Regions from separate parts of the Homo sapiens genome. Here region 1 is linked to region 2. A link is a loop called in an ENCODE intact Hi-C map of the cell type or tissue named here. Cell type or tissue: endothelial cell of umbilical vein. All regions are shown on one strand. Links, peaks and the distances in the headings refer to the core of each region. The heading gives the core; the rest is flanking DNA.

Region 1 (8,344 bases), core at 107-8,106, 130 kb after region 2:
TGGATATGAAATTCTGGGTTGAAAATTCTTTTCGTTAAGAATGTTGAATATTGGCCCCCACTCTCTTCTGGCTTGTAGAGTTTCTGCCGAGAGATCCGCTGTTAGTCTGATGGGCTTCCCTTTGTGGGTAACCCGACCTTTCTCTCTGGCTGCCCTTAACATTTTTTCATTCATTTCAACCTTGGTGAATCTGACAATTATGTGTCTTGGGGTTGCTTTTCTTGAGGAGTATCTTTGTGGTATTCTCTGTATTTCCTGAATTTGAATGTTGGCCTGCCTTGCTAAGTTGGGGAATTCTCCTGGATAATATCCTGCAGAGTGTTTTCCAACTTGGTTCCATTCTCCCCATCACTTTCAGATACACCAATCAAACGTAGATTTGGTCTTTTCACATAGTCTCATATTTCTTGGATGCTTTGTTTGTTTCTTTTTACTCTTTTTTCTCTAAACTTCTCTTCTCGCTTCATTTCATTCATTTGATCTTCCATCACTGATACCCTTTCTTCCAGTTGATCGAATCGGCTACTGAAGCTTGTGCATGCATCACATAGTTCTTGTGCCATGGTTTTCAGCTCCATCAGGTCCTTTAAGGTCTTCTCTACACTGTGTATTCTAGTTAGCCATTCATCTCATCTGTATTCAAGGTTTTTAGCTTCCTTACGATGGCTTCAAACATCCTCCTTTAGCTCGAAGAAGTTTGTTATTACTGACCTTCTGAAGCCTACTTCTGTCAATTCATCAAAGTCATTCTCCATCCAGCTTTGTTTCTTTGCTGCCAAGGAGCTGTGATCTTTTGGAGAAGAGGCACTCTGGTTTTTAGAATGTCCAGCTTTTCTGCTCTGTTTTCTCCCCATCTTTGTGGTTTTATCTACCTTTGGTCTTTAATGATGGTGACCTGTAAATGGGGTTTTGGTGTGGATGTCCTTATTGTTGATGTTGATGCTATTCCTTTCTGTTTGTTAGTTTTCCTTCTAACAGTCAGGTCCCTCAGCTGCAGGTCTGTTGGAGTTTGCTGGAGGTCCACTCCAGACCTGTTTGCCTAGGTATCACCAGCAAAGGCTGCAGAACAGCAAATATTGCAGAACAGCAAATGTTGCTGCCTGATCCTTCCTCTGGAAGCTTCATCTCAGAGGGGCACCTGGCTGGTATGAGGTGTCAGTTGCCCCCTACTGGGAGGTGTCTCCCAGTTAGGCTACACAGAGTTCTGGGACCCACTTGAGGAGGCAGTCTGTCTGCTCTCAGAGCTCAAACACCGTGCTGGAAGAATCACTGCTGTCTTCAGAGCTGTCAGACAGGGACGTTTAAGTCTGCAGAAGTTTCTGCTGCCTTTTGTTCAGCTGTGTCCTGCTCCCAGAGGTAGAGTCTGCAGAGGCAGGCTGCGGTAGGCTCCAACCAGTTCGAGCTTCCTGGCCGCTTTGTTTACCTACTCAAGCCTCAGTGATGGCAGATGCCCCTCCCCCAGCCAGGCTTTCACCTTGCAGTTCAATCTCAGACACTGCACTAGCAATGAGCAAGGCTCTGTGGGCGCGGGACCCCCCCCAAGCCAGGCGCGGGGTATAATCTCCTGGTGTGCCATTTGCTAAGACTGTTGGAAAATTGCAGTATTAGGGCAGGAGTGACCCAATTTTCCAGGTACAGTCTGTCACAGCTTTTCTTGGATAGGAAAGGGAAATCCCCTGACCCCTTGCACTTCCCGGGTGAGGCGATGCCCTGCCCTGCTTCAGCTCGCCCTCCGTGGGCTGCACCCACTGTCCAACCAGTCCCAGTGAGATGAACCAGGTACCTCAGTTGGAAATGCAGAAATCACCCATCTTCTGCATCGATCACGCTGGGAGCTGCAGACCGGAGCTGTTCCTATTCAGCCATCTTGTTTTCACTCTTAGAATGCCCATTGCTGTTCATTTTTTTTTTTTTTACAACAGAAATGTTTAGTTACTTTAAGGAAAAAGGAAGCACAGAGAAATAATGTGCTTTAGATCAAAGGCTCAGAGTAGTAACAAGTTGAATTTAAATTGTCAAAGTCTCAGTTTAGAATTAATCTTGGATTTTGAAAGCTGACATAATTAGAGAGAATATAAATTATATAAATTATGAGTATTTTGTGATTGGTCCTATTTCATCTGGGCACATATTGATTTTGCTTGCATGTTCTGAATAATTCACCATGTTAGTCCTTTCGTCTTTTCATGCAGTCATGTCTGTTTTGATGATCTCTTTGTCATATCAGGCATTTAGCCTGAATTATTTTTTTCAGAATACATAATTGTCTATCACATGCCAGGTATTGAACTAGAATCCAAGAATTCAGATATTGAAGTTGATAGTTGATAGTTGAAGTTGATACATGGAATCTTCAGACTAGCAAGCAATATAAACTAACATTCAAGTGTTTAGTTAGTAATTGTGTAAATTGCTTAGAAGGAAAATAAAGTGCCCTGAGAGTATATAACAAGGGTGCCTGATTTAAGCTGATACATCAGGGAAGACCTCTTGAAGGAATCTACCTTTCTTTTGAGACCAAAGCACATGAGAGTAGTGAGGAATGGTAATATGCACATTTCCGATATTGTCACAGCATGTGATAAGGCCCTGGGGCTGGATAACTGAAGGGAGGCCACTGCAGGAGGCTGAAGCCCAGTGAAAGAAGCAGAAGTACCTGCCTCCACAAAGGCTGGAGAAAGCCTGCCAAGAGTTTGAGAACATCTCCAAAATGAAATGAAAAACCATTGACAAGTTTTAAACAGGGACAACTGTAATTAAATTTCTGCTTAAAAATATAAATCTGGCTTCTGTATGGTGAATATAATCAGAAGAAGGCAAAAGTGGAAGTGAGAAAACCAATTAGGAAGCAATTAGAGTTGTCCAGGCAATGATATATGAAAGGCTGGAATGGATGAAGACAAAGTAGACTTATTTGAGATAAAGATGACTCTCAGGTTCCTGGTATGGGTAACTAGCTGATTGGAGACCATATAGTCTAATGGTTTGAGTCCTAGCCCTGCTGTGTGCTCCATAACTTCTTTGTGCTTTAGTTTTACCATCTTCCAAATGAAGATGCTGATTGAAGATCATGATTGAATATACATTTGGAACTCAGAAGAGATGTCTGGACAAAGATAAAAATTAAGAATTATTGGTGTATGGATGGAATTTGGTGCATAAATGAGGGAGCATAATCATCTCTGTAGTATAATTAACAAACTAAGGAGGAAGGTGATTACTGCTATGCCTGAGTTGACGTCATAGAGAGATTATATATGTATTGACTAGCCAATATAGAGCTTAAGTGTTGTAAAAGAGTACAAAGGGAGGGAGGCATGTGAGAGAAAGTGCATGTTTATAGACATGTATAAATCTTGGTTTACAGGGTGCGGTGTGTCTAGGAAAACAGCAGGCAATGAACCTGCGGAAATAGTCTGGGGCCATTAATGTGAGACCAAAGAGTATGGATTATAGACTATAGGAGGTGAAAAGCCACTGAACAGTTTTAATCTGGAGATAAGATCAGATCACCCCTGGCAAGAGGGAGAGTGGATTGAAAGGGAGACTAGTTAGGAAGCTATAATCCAAATGAGAAGTGGGAAGGGCCCAAACTAAAGTGATAGGTAGGGAAGGAAAGTAAACAGATAAAAGCTGGACTTGGTAAGTGGCAAGGAAACATAGAGGGATGACTTCCAGATCCAAGTGGGTGGATGGTTCGTGCCTTCATCAAGGAGAGAACCAAAGGAAAAGGCACTTACTCGATGACTGGGAAGAGGATAAGTTTTTGGGGGCATGGAGTCTGTGAGATTTTAAGATAATGTTGGGGCCTCCGCTCATGAAGTGCTAAGACCAGCATGAAAAATTTTTGTTTGGGTATTCATTATAGAGTTTGACAAGGCAGATAAAGCACAGCAGCATATTTATTGATTAGAAATTAGCAAAAATGAAAAACTGCCTGCAGATCATCTTTTTTTTCAAGATCAGAAAACAGAGGCAAGTTTAGTATTGATATTTTAACATCCTTGGCAAAATCAATCTTAACTTCTCTGTTTGGAAACTTTAGAAGTGAGTTTCAGTACAATAAAATGTAATTATTTTCCTTGAAGTTTCAAAAAGCATTTATAGTTTTTAATAACATTTCCATTGCGTGTTGCCCTTTGAGCCACCACTTTTCTTTTCAATTAACTGTTGTTGTTAGTTTTTCTCCCCCTACATACCCATATCCTAAAGTTGGTATCTACCATTTCCCTAAATGTTTTTATATTTCTATCACATGTGCACATATCCCTGAAATTATATATAAATTTGTTGAAGTATCATGCTGTACATATCCTTCTCCAACTTGCTTCATTCACCTCAGTGTTTTTTTAAGATAGATCTATGTTGAAACATGCAAAATATAGTACAGTAGTCCTCATTATTTGTGTCTTCTATATTTGTGAATTTGCCTACGCGCTCAAATGTACTGGTAACCCCAAAGTCAATACTTAACAGTCCTTTTGCAGTCATTTGTGAACATGCCAGGAGGCAAAAAATACACGTAATGAGAAATGCATATTCTCAGCCAAGGTCAAATAAGGTGATGACCCTCCTTCTTGACAGCTGTCATCCTGTAAACAGGTGTCCTTTTCGTGTTCTATTTAGTCATGTTTTTTTACATGTTGTGCTTTCTGTTCATAATTTCCCTCTTTAAAATGGTTCCCAAGTGTATGCTGAAGGGCTGTCTAATGTTTCTAAAGCACAAGAAGGCTGTGATGTGACTTCCGGAGGATAAGTGGAGGACAGGTGTTTAAGATAAGCTTTGTTCAGGCATGAGTTACAGCACTGTTAGTTGTGAGTTTGGTGTTAATAAACCAACAAGTATATTAAATAAGGTGTATTTAAACACAGAAAGACACACAAAACAACATTATGTCTTGATCATTTGAGAAAAATGTGACCAGAGGCTCACAGGAACCTGTATTTCCTCTAGGGGCAATGATTCGGTATTTACTAATTCAGTGTTCATGGCAACTTTATAGAACATAACTACCACACATAATGAGAATCTACTGTATATTTACCTAACTGCTTTATGATATTATCTTCTATGACTATGCCACATGTATGTACCCTTTGCCCATATTTAGATTATGTTCAATTTTTAATTTAAAAAGTTTAAAAAATTATATTAACATTTCATCAGGGTATGTAGGTAGGAGTGAAATATTAAAGTCTCCACACATTTTCAGGAAGAGTGTATGTCGCCATATTTCTCTCTAAAACATTCTATTTAATGGTATTTTCACTAATAAAGTATAGAGGTTCCAACTGCTCTACAAACTATCAAGCATAGGGCACTATCAACCTTAAATATTTACCTACATGATAGATGTGGATTGGTATTTCCTTGATTGGAATATAAAATGTTCCTGATTTCCATTGGAATTGAGGATTTTTTTTTGTATTCTGGACTGTGCATATTTGAAAAGTTAATTATGTAGATACAGTTGGGTCAGATCTAATAATTTAAAATAAATAGCAAATTTTATGTGCAAGGTTGGCCCTTTGATGATTGCAAAAATAGAAGCAAAAGTGCCGGGCACAGTCACTCACGCCTATAATCCCAGAACTTTGGGAGGTCAAGGCAGGCTGAACTTGAGGTCAGGAGTTCTAGACCAGCCTGGCCAACATGGCAAAACCCTGTCTCTACTAAAAATACAAAAATTAGGCCGGGCGCAGTGCCTCACGCCTGTAATCCCAGCACTTTGGGAGGCTGAGATGGGGAGATCACAAGGTCAGGAGTTCAAGACCAGCCTGGCCAAAGTGGCAAAACCGCGTCTCTACTAAAAATACAAAAATTAGCTGGGCCATGGTGGCAGGCGCCTGTAATCCCAGCTACTCGGGAGGCTGAGGCAGGAGAACGCTTGAACCCAGGTGGCAGAGGTTTCAGTAAGCCAAGATCATGCCATTACACTCCAGCCAGGGGGATAAGAGCAAGATTCCATCTCAAAAAATGTATATATATATACAAAAATTAGTGGAACATGGTGGCTCGTGCCTGTAATCCCAGCTACTTGGGAGGCTGAGGCATGAAAATCGCTTGAACCCAGGAGGCAGACTGTGCCACTGCACTCCAGCCTAGGCAACAGAGTGAGACTCTGTCTCAAAAAAAAAAAAAAAAAAAAAAAAAAAAAGAGAGAGACAAAGGAAAAAGTTGAAAGAAATGAATGATGTTAGAATTTGGGTGAGCACAAAGTGGCCCACAGGCCAAATCCCGCGTACCATCTATTTTTGTCAGTAGTTTTGTAGGAACACAGCCGTGCCCATTTGTTTATATATTGTCTGTGGCTGCTTTCATGCTGTCCACGGCAGAGCTGAGTAGTTGCAAAAGTGACTGTGTAATCCATGAACCCTAAATATTTACTATCTGGCCCTTTACGGAAAAAGTTTGCCAGCTCCTAATGTAGGAGCATAATTGCTGTAGATTGATGTAAACATCTGAGTTTTTATCATCACTATTCAATATCATGATTTGCTGTTACCGTTACTAGGCACTAAAACTCAGAACTTACATGGTTGAAATTATTTTGTATTCTTTTGGGCCTATTTTACAACTATATTGTCATTTTAAAACTTACGTATTAGCTATAAGGTATAAACTATTTACTGTCTGCAAGCAGATGAATTTATTTTACTTCAAAATTATATTCCTGATTGTTTAATATTTTGCTTTTTTAAATAATTGTGCCTAACTGACCAACACTATGCTTAAAATTCCTTTAATTAAGAAATCACACTGGTTCTTCCTTTACATTTCCATCTAATGAGTCACTTTTAGAGTGAATCATTTCTCAATATGGCTTTTCCTGAGATATAGGCTAAGGCAAAAATAATAACAGACAATGTAAATAGGAAAAATAAATTTTCAAAAATTTACTACAATTTTTATCAGTGTTTCTTCTGCTTTTATTTTGTTTTTGACTCATATTTGCTTAATCCATGTAAATATGTCCCAAGGAATCCAATTACATTTTTTCGCAGATACTTTCTTTTTCCTCTTGGAGTGGCTGTAGGTGAAAATTTTTCCTGATATTTTTCACAAGTTGTTGATTACTCCTTTGAAATACCCTGTGATGCTCTGTAGTCACTTAATAGCTAGATATATTTGGGAGAATATACTATGCATAGGTTTTATGCCTGGAGACTTAGTAGTTACCACCTTTCCATTTAACTACTTACACTTACGAATGACAGAGAAAGGGACATTTTGTTTGTTTGTTTTTAAGAAAAGCTCTATTAAAAATAGCACATGCTTATAAAGCAGAGCACAAAAACATAGGTAACTCCTTTTTAAAAGATCACAAATGGCCGGGCATGGTGGCTCATGCCTGTAATCCCAGCACTTTGGGAGGCTGAGGCAGGCAGATCATGAGGTCAGGAGATGGAGACCATCCTGGCAAACATGGTGAAACCCCGTCTCTACTAAAATACAAAAAATTAGCCGGGTGTGGTGGCGCGTGCCTGTAGTCCCAGCTACTCGGGAGGCTGAGGCAGGAGAATAGCTTGAACCTGGGAGGTGGAGCTTGCAGTAAGCTGATATCGTGCCACTGCACTCCAGCCTGGTGACAGAGCAAGACTCTGTCTCAAAAATAAATAAATAAATAAGATCACAAACACAATGAAATGCTAGCAATCATCTTGATTTAATAACTCTGAAAGAAAGGTTTTATTTAGAGAAGGGTTAAAGAAATTTATTTGAAGTTCCACCAACATCCACATCTACCTATCAAACACTAATCTTGTAAATGACTCTTTGGAATCTTTCCTGGCATCCTTCTCCCTGACTGGAAAGGATCACTTCTATTGTGTCCCACATCAATATAGCATTCCTTTGACTACTTCTCTTTTTACCTTTCAGTAGAGTATAAACTCTTTCAGAATAAGGTTGTAAGGTGTCACATATCTAGATTCTAATATATTGCCTGACAGTTTGTTGAATGAATGAATGATTTATTCTTTCTCTCGAATTCTATTATCGCAATATATTCCGATTTTTTTGTTTACTTCTTGATCTTAAAGACAACCCTGTTTGATTATCTTCTTCAGATTTACAGTTTGGATTCTGAGAACATCATGAAAGTTTGAATTTGAACTTGTTTGTTTTCTGCTTCATGTGAAATCCTTTAAGTGGAAACTTACCCTGATGACTCTATCCAGGCCTTTATTTATTCATCTTGTTATCAGGAAGCTCACATCCCTTTATCCCATTAAAAGAAAAAAAAACATAAACAAAACTCTTTTTCTTTCTACATCCTCCCAACACTTCTGACATCAAATGTGTGTTTTGCATACCAAGCAATTCTCCAATTATCTGCAGACA
Region 2 (8,344 bases), core at 136-8,135:
ATAACACAAGATGGGCTGGATTCGGTGGCTCACGCCTGTAATCCCAGCACTCTGGGAGGCTGAGGTGGGTGGATCACTTGATGCCAGGAGTTTGAGACCAGCCTGGCTGACATGGCAAGACCCCATCTCTACTAAAAATACAAAAATTAGCCAGGCCTGGTGGTGCACGCCTGTAATCCCAGCTACTCAGAAGGCTGAAGCACGGGAGTTATTTGAATCCGAGAGGTGGAGATTGCAATGAGCTGAGATTGCACCACTGCACTCCAGCCTGGGCAACAAAATGAGACTCCATCTTACAAAAAAGAAAAGAAAAAACCAGCAGACCCTGGCCAGGTGTGGTAGCTTATGACTATATAATTCCAGCATTTTGCGATGCCAAGGTAGGAGGATTGCTTTAGGCCAGTAGTTTGAGACCAGCCTGAACAACATAGTGAGACCCTGTCTCTACAAAAAAAGAAAAGAAAACCGGCAGATCCCTACCATACCCTTTGGCAGCCCTCAGTTCTTTCTCAGAATGAATAACTTTTAATTGGTTTAGCTATTGTTTTGGTATTTGCTTCCATTTGATAATATAGTGTTAAATCTTGATTGCTCACTTTCAGATATCTCATCACTTCTGCTTATAAAATAGATGGAATTCACTCTGTTGCCTTGCCACTTACTCCAAACAATTTCTTCGAATATTGATATATCACAAATTTAGTTAAATTTATAATTAATGTGTGAATAATTACGTAAGAGGGTATATGGTGTGTGAGATATTTTCTGACAATATTTGTCTTTTTTTTTTTACATACATGTATATATATTTTTTTCTTTTTTCCCCACTCATTCTGTCATTCAGGCTGGAGTGCAGTGGTGTGGGATTCCAGCTCACTGCAACCTCTGCTTACTGCAACCTCCACCTCCCGCACACCTATAACCATGATTCTGCTGCCTCAGCCTCCTAGGTATCTGGGATTACAGGTGTGCACCAACATACCTAGCTAATTTTTATATTTTTAGTAGAGACAGGGTTTCCCCATGTTGGCCAGGCTTGTCTTGAACTCCTGAACTCAAGTGATCTGCCCACCTCAGCCTCCCAAAGTGCTGGGATTACAGGTGTGAGCCACCATGCCCAGCCCACTTACATAATTTTCTATAAACTTGATGCAGTTTTTTTTTTTTTCCAAATTGCTCCAACAACTCCACTGTTAACTTAAAAAAAAAGTAATTTATCCATTCTTTATTTCTGTGGTGATTCCTCTTTGGGGCCCTTTTTATTTTCTGCTCCCACTTGTATTGGTTGTAGATGTCATCTTGAATTTTCCCTCACCAGTGTTTTTTCCTGGACCTGCTATTTCCTGGAGTCTTTTTTCTACCCATTATGTTAAACATTCCATGGGTTCCATCAGATTGGAAAGTATTTTCTTTTGATCTTGGAAATTTTCTTGTGTTATCCTTCCTATATTATAGTTTCTTTAAATGACTTATCACTGTCTTTTAATTCTGTTTTCTGTGAAATTTCCTCATTTATTTTCCTGCCAAACCTATTTTTTTAATTTTAGCTTTTCTATTTTTAATATCCAAAATAATCTCACTTTTGATTCCTCTTGCAAAACACCATACTCTTTTAGAACATTCTCGTCTTACTTTTCTGAGGATACTAACAATGGTTTGTTGTTACGTTGTACTTAAGTTTTCTTCTTTTCTCTGTATTATCTGTTTATGGGTTTTCTTTTTGTCTTTATTCAAACATAAAGTGATTCTTAGCTGTTTTGATCTGAGGATAACATTTTGTAAATGGGATCAGGGGCTTGTCTCTTGGCATACTTCACTTTGGAAGGATTAGATAGAAAAATGAGAAATTTAGCTGTGTCATTTGGGGATGCCCAAATGTCAGTATGTGAAGATCTTTTTCTCTTCAGCTACTGAGTTCATCAAGAGCAGGGCTTGGGGGAGGTGGGAAGTAGTATGCTTACTTCCCATCAGTAAGGAAATAATGACTCCTTATTTCTTAGCAGACTTTTCACTAATCTCACATTTTCAAATGTGTTTCTCGTGCTAGTCCTTAACTATCTCAGATATTCAAGAATCCTTTGATATTACCCGGAGACTAAGCCTCAGCACTCCTGTCTGAGCACATGCCTGCCTGGATGCAGGCGGTGTTGAAGGACTTGCCGAGCCTGACAGGCTTGTAAACAATCTGTTTCCAGTCACTTGCATCCACTTCCAAATGTCTTTAAAATCTCATACTCTTCTGTTTCCTCTGCTGTTCTTTTTTTTTTTTTTTTTTGCCGTTGGGTGCTTACACTTTTTAAGTATTATTTTACTGTCATTTCAGTGGAGCCTTGGGAAGACTAGATAAACACATATAATCGGTCTGTCTCTTTAAATGGAAATTCTCCCTTGCCTTTTTTTTTTACCCCCACAACCCATATTTGATTTTAAATGAGACAGAATTTTATAATAGCAGCTGTGCAAACAACATGTGAGAGTTAAGTGCCTGTGAATTTTATCAAATGCTTATGAGCATTTGATAATTTAGACAGTAACTGTTTTTCTTAAGAAAACCACCGTAATAATAGGGCCATTTTAATCAGCACAGTGGCTAATTGTAAATAAATCTAATTTAATAAGCTAATTTGTACCTAAGCCTTAGGGCTTTCTCTTTCTTCATTATATGAGGAACTCACTAGATACCTTGGAGTCAAGCCTGTCTTTTATCTACACTATCTTGATGCCATCTGTATTGTGTTGAGATTAGCTGAGTGGTTTCGACTTGCAAATTTTACAGTACCACATGAATAAACGTTGGCCAGATACTAGTTATGAATTGTCATTTCTTGGATAGTATGAACTCCATAACAAGCATATGATATATTTCCTTCCCTAGGGTAATTTCTTTTTACTGGGAAGCTTCTTTTCTTTTGAAATTACTCAACTTACACAAATATCTGTTTCTGCGAGAAACAGAATCATTATATTAAACTACAAAATTTAACCTTTCCATTTTCAGTGTGTATCTTTTGGGTTTTCTATAAGCAATGCCAAACATATACACTATTCTTTTTTTCTAAGTAAAGACTTAAACCCAAAGCAAAATTAAAGGTTTGATGTCTACGTATTTGCCCAAGGTACCAATCAATCAGCAGCACAAAGCCTCCACTGGAATAAATTGGAAATCTGGTGGCAGGAAACCCAGGTTTCCACAGATGACTTCATACATTTTGGCAGTGTTCCAATTGGACTGCTCTCATCCAGATCCATGTGACAGGAAGAACCTTATTTGTATCTATAACCACCCATGACCTCTGAGATTGTAGGTCCTGATATAACTAGATGATCTTTTCTTTACTGGGTACACGTATGCATCTTTATTTTCCTTATATGGCTTTTGACTCTGTGAGATAGTATTAACTAGTGGGTGAGGTTGTGCAAGCTTGGAAAGGGAAGCCATGACTGAGCAAATTATTCCATATAAGAACAACTCATCTTGAAACATGATTGTGTGCACATGTGTGCGTGCATATGTACATTTGTTAAAATCTTCCATCTACTGTCATGTTTTAGGCTATTCTCTTTATCCTTGAGGACTTATTCTTTTAAAAAAATTGTCATTTTAGTGGGATATTAGGAGGAGAAGTAGGTACACTCATCTTTAACTGAAATGATCTGTCATCTTTATCTGAAAGGTCTCCTCTGACTTTCTTTTCCCATGCTTAATTTTTTCCCATGCTTGATTTTGAAGTCAACAGAATTTCTTTATAACAGCTTTATTGGTATATAAATTACCCACCATAAATTGACCTTCTTAAAGTGTACAATTCAGTGGTTTTTGATCTATTCACAAAGTGCAACCATCACCATTATCTAACTTTCAAACATTTTTATGACCCCAGAAAGAAACCGTATGCCCATTAGCAGTCACTCCCCATTCCTCCCTCCTCCCACCACCCACATCCTTAGGCAAAGACCAGTCTACTTTCTTTCTATAAACATTTGCTTCTATGGACATTTCATAAATGGAATCACACAGTATGTGGTACTTTGTGACTGGCTTCTTTGATCTAGCATAATGTTTCAAGCTTTATCTGTGGTGTCACATATATCAGTACTGCATTCCTATGGCTGGTTAATATTCTATAGTATGAATATACGATATTTTACTTATCCATTCATGTTGATGGAAATTTGGGTTATTTCCATTTTTTGGCTGTTATGAACATTTATGTACAAGTTTTTGTGTGGATATATGCTTTCATTTCTCTTGAGTATCTACCTGTAATTGCTATGTTATATTGTAACTTTATTTTGAGTAACTATTTTCTAACATAGTTTTAGAAAGATTATAGGCTTGAAGAGGAAAAGCAGGATACCCAGCAGCTCCAAGGCCAAGAAGAGGCCCATTGGGGATATTATGGAATTAATTGTGAGCTGGGTGAAATCCTCAGTAAGTTCTTTGTTTTTTTAGTAATGCTTTTATGTTGGAAGAAGAAAAGACATAGTCAACAAGTGAGTTATTTAAAAAGTATACAACTTGTATTAACAGAAAATCAATCTACATAAAAAATATTAAAAATTTGGTTAAAGAATATCAGTTGAAGGGATAGCCAGATGATTAGCTTGCTAGCCACTTAGAGCTCTGCCCTAACTCTGTCAAGCCGTGTTTTGAACACCTGCTTTACTGAACCCATGGAAATAATCAACCTTTTACAATGAGTCCATAAACAATTTGAGGCCCTTAGGGGAGAAAGGAGGGGTAAGAGGACATACAAATAGGCTTAAGTAACTCTGGGCTTGGTTTAACTCATATGGCACCAAATCCACTTACAGGCCACTTATAGCTGAGCATTTAACCAGTAGTGCCTAGAAAAAAACCAACTGGTGGTAGTATGATTTCATCTGAAACTATATATTTACTGTACTTGGCCCATTTAATGTAGTGCTAGATTGATGGAGAAAGCCTAGTTTTATTAGCTGAGATACTGCCAATATTGTTTCAGATTAGCATTTTACATTGTGTGAGGCTCTCTGTCCTATATGCTGTTTGTTTTTTCCAGTCTCCTCGGTACATAAATTCTCATACAAATAAGTTCTTCAGCTGCTAAATGCTTGTGTCTAACCTTTATTGTAGATATGAGGTTCCAGCTTTATAATTTAGACTATTTTATATTTTTATGTACACCACCTGTCCCGACTGACAAGCATTCAGTACCCAATAAATACTCACAAAATAAATATGCTGAGATACTATTTAGGCATTATCAGGAGTTTGTTTTGGTTATAGGACTAAAGTGTAAAATATCACCTAATTCTTTGTTCTTCCTGCAGGCCTTTGCTCTTGGACATACAGGTTCTCTCTGGGAACAGGAGGATCACTGTAAATATTGACTAATTTGGCAATAAACATACCTCTGCATTTTGCAGAATCTAATCAGAATGATAAGATTCGTAGTTTCACTAATAACCTCTAAGAATAGAGGGTAATTTATTAATTTTTATTAGTCACTTTATCAGTCTGCCCTTTGAGAAATTTACGTGAGGCCTCTGAGAACCATATCATGGTCATGAGGTTGTAAGAGATTTGTAAGAAACATAATCCCTCCTTTTGCATAGGAAAATGAAATTCTGTTGCCTATATAAGCTTCTCATCACTCCAAAGAAGTGATTCCAGTCTTGGGGAATGAAATGCGGAGGTAAAACCCAGTCTGATTCTGTACAGCTGGCATTTCATAATTATTTTTCTCATTCTTCTGTAAATACATATTTAGAAAGAAATATAATTCATGTTTTGTTTATTCTTATGTAGTTTATATTTTGTGCCCATGCAGCCTTATAGGTTTCTATTAAAATTTTATTTCTCCACAAGCCCTGAGAATTTACGAAGCTATAGTTTCTCACAAATTAATTAAGATTCCCACCTCTCCACTACACAACAGATTTGTTTATTGATTGATTAATTCAGGAAACATTTCTTAAATATTTACATACATGAGACATGGTGTTAGCTGCTCTGTAATAATGATAACAATAATAGCTAACTTTGTAAGAGTATGCTGATCAAATTGTATGTTATGAGGTCCTGGGCACTTGGATTTAAATTGTAGCTCAGCTATTTGGTACCTGGGTGAATGTGGACAGGCTAATCAATCTCTCTATTTCAGTCTAGTCATCTCCAAATGGGGAACTACTAGATTCCTATTGCTACCATAACAGATTACCATGAACTTAGTGACTTAATGCATTGCAAATTTATTATCTCACTGTACTGTGGGTGAGAAGTGTGTGGGCTCAACTGGTTCCTCTACTCTAAATCTCACAAGGCCAAAATCAAGGTGACAGTCTAGGCTCCTGTATGACTGTTCTGGGTGTTCTAGGGGGAATCTACTCCCAGACTCATTCATAGTGTTGGCAGAATTCACTTCCATGCAGTTGTAAGGCTGAAGTCTCTATTTCTTTGCTGGTTTCTCAGTTTCTAGAGGCTGCCCGTGTTGTCGAGTTTATAACCTCTCTTAATCTGCAAAGTTGGCAACAGCTCATTATACTATTAATATCTAATAGATTAGCAAGTTTTCATAAAACATTTTGTGAGGTTTAATGAGGCAGAGGGAGGGGGGAAGCTACTTTGACAAATCTGGCACCATGAGGCTAAGTATTTTGGTTGTCTTAATGGTTGACCTTCTCATGGCTCTGAGATATATCATGATAGAGATTAGCGTTTTGTCAGTTAGTTTATATTATTCTTTCCTTGAGGCTAAGATTATGAGTACAGTATAACTTCATGGTCATTGAAAAGTCCAGGCATGTGACAAACACTAGGATACATGTCAAGATTAGAGTTAGGTGCCATTCTGTGATATATCTTGTGATACAGGTATAGCATTGCTGATTATAATTATAATTTTTTTTTTTTTAGTGAGAGCAAATATTTGTCACATGGTTCAATGCTTGCTGCTTAACCTGGAACAAAAGTATTTATGGTACAGTTTTCGAGTGCTGAGTAGATTTGTCTGTATGCTATGTATACTGTGCTAGTTGAATGTTTGAATTTTAGCTTGAGAAATGGGTCAAATGAAGCCAACAACAAATGAGAACTTTCAAGAAAACTTGAATAATTTGAAGTAGCACTTTTCACTAATGGAGAGAGATAGTTTTTGTCCTAAGATTGATGTCAAAGAAAATGATGACTATTTTAATTGTGAACCATTATTTCCATCTGCAAAGTTTTCTTAGAATTTTTGGACTTACGAATTATAACATATGATCCTAGTTTTTATTCCAGTTTAACAAGTTTAAAGCAGTTAACATATGTTAATACATCTGCAGAGGTGCATTTCACTTCTGTTTCTGAGGCCCTTTTATGGAATTTTATTGCTGAGTGTCCTTTCCCTGTGACCACTAAAGGAGCTTTTTCTTCTATTTAGATACTATCTGTAATCTGATTCCTACCTAACAGTAATATTCCATCCAACTCAGCAAATTCTATAAATGGACTAAATTATTCCACATTTCTTTAAAATATATTTGAAATATAGATGTACTGTATTCCTATGCTAGTTTGTCTTACTGTGTGTCTTAAAAATGCGTATCATTCTTTAAAACAATGTCTTGAGCGCTTTTAATATGCAAGGCACGGAGGGTGTTTAAAAGATGGTTGAAACTCAACCACCAACTCTAAAAGAGCTTATATTTGCCAGTTTATAGATTTTTTTTTTTACTTTGGCTGGAGACATCAACTACATTTCAAGGAGACCTTCCTGGCAATCTTATTTATAATCTCTATCACTAGCCTTCACCCTGGTCCAAGTACTCCGAATTCCCCTAGCCCTGTTACTATATTTATTGCCTAATGTCTCACCTGCTAGATGGTAGGCTCCATGAGGGTAGGCATTTTCTGTTTATTTTGTTTATGGATTTATCTCAAATGCTTAGAATGGTGCCTGGAACAGAGTAGTCACTCAATAAATGTTTTCGGAATGATTAAATGAATAAAACAACTTCCAACACAAGACAAATTTAAACTGCATTCTGAATCCGCCCCCACGTCTAACCATCCCGTCAGCATCAGCCTGATCCAGGCCCCAGGCCCTTTCCTTCTAGATGGTTACAGTAACCTCTTAAGTAATCTTGCTGCTTTCAACTGTGCCCCTACAGTCTAGACTCAGCAGAGCAGCCGGAGTGGTCCTCCAGGCAGATCATGTCTCCCCACAGCTCAAAACCCTCACACAGTAAACAAAACAAAACAAGAAAAGACCATAGCTTTTAGTCAGATTTAATCAGACAGTAATGATCTGTCCTTTCCCTCTCTGCATTGTCTCCCCACTTCATCTCCTGCTACTCACCCCACCCACCACCACTTGGC

What was found. Hi-C counts contacts between places; a loop is a spot of excess contacts. Peaks named below come from ENCODE experiments on the same cell type or tissue, not always from the same donor. Only the 100,000 strongest peaks of a DNase experiment are listed, where the experiment ranks them.
Region 1: it touches region 2 in a loop (2.5-fold over the local background); 2 of 110 quality-filtered maps call a loop at or near these places.

What each region holds. Positions count from the first base shown.
Region 1 is chr4:88,863,693-88,872,036 of GRCh38, reverse strand. All of the region lies in intron 6 of FAM13A (family with sequence similarity 13 member A), which reads left to right. LOC124900732 (a long non-coding RNA gene) reads left to right here and starts at 7,561. Exons shown (of 2, transcript XR_007058189.1): 1 at 7,561-8,344. In endothelial cell of umbilical vein, for the core only: no CTCF peak of the experiment used is centred there; DNase peaks (open chromatin) are centred at 4,876 and 6,786; H3K27ac peaks cover 3,191 bases.
Region 2 is chr4:88,996,108-89,004,451 of GRCh38, reverse strand. All of the region lies in intron 3 of FAM13A (family with sequence similarity 13 member A), which reads left to right. Among named protein-coding and RNA genes, the nearest start is that of FAM13A, 57 kb to the left of the region's middle. In endothelial cell of umbilical vein, for the core only: no CTCF peak of the experiment used is centred there; a DNase peak (open chromatin) is centred at 3,291.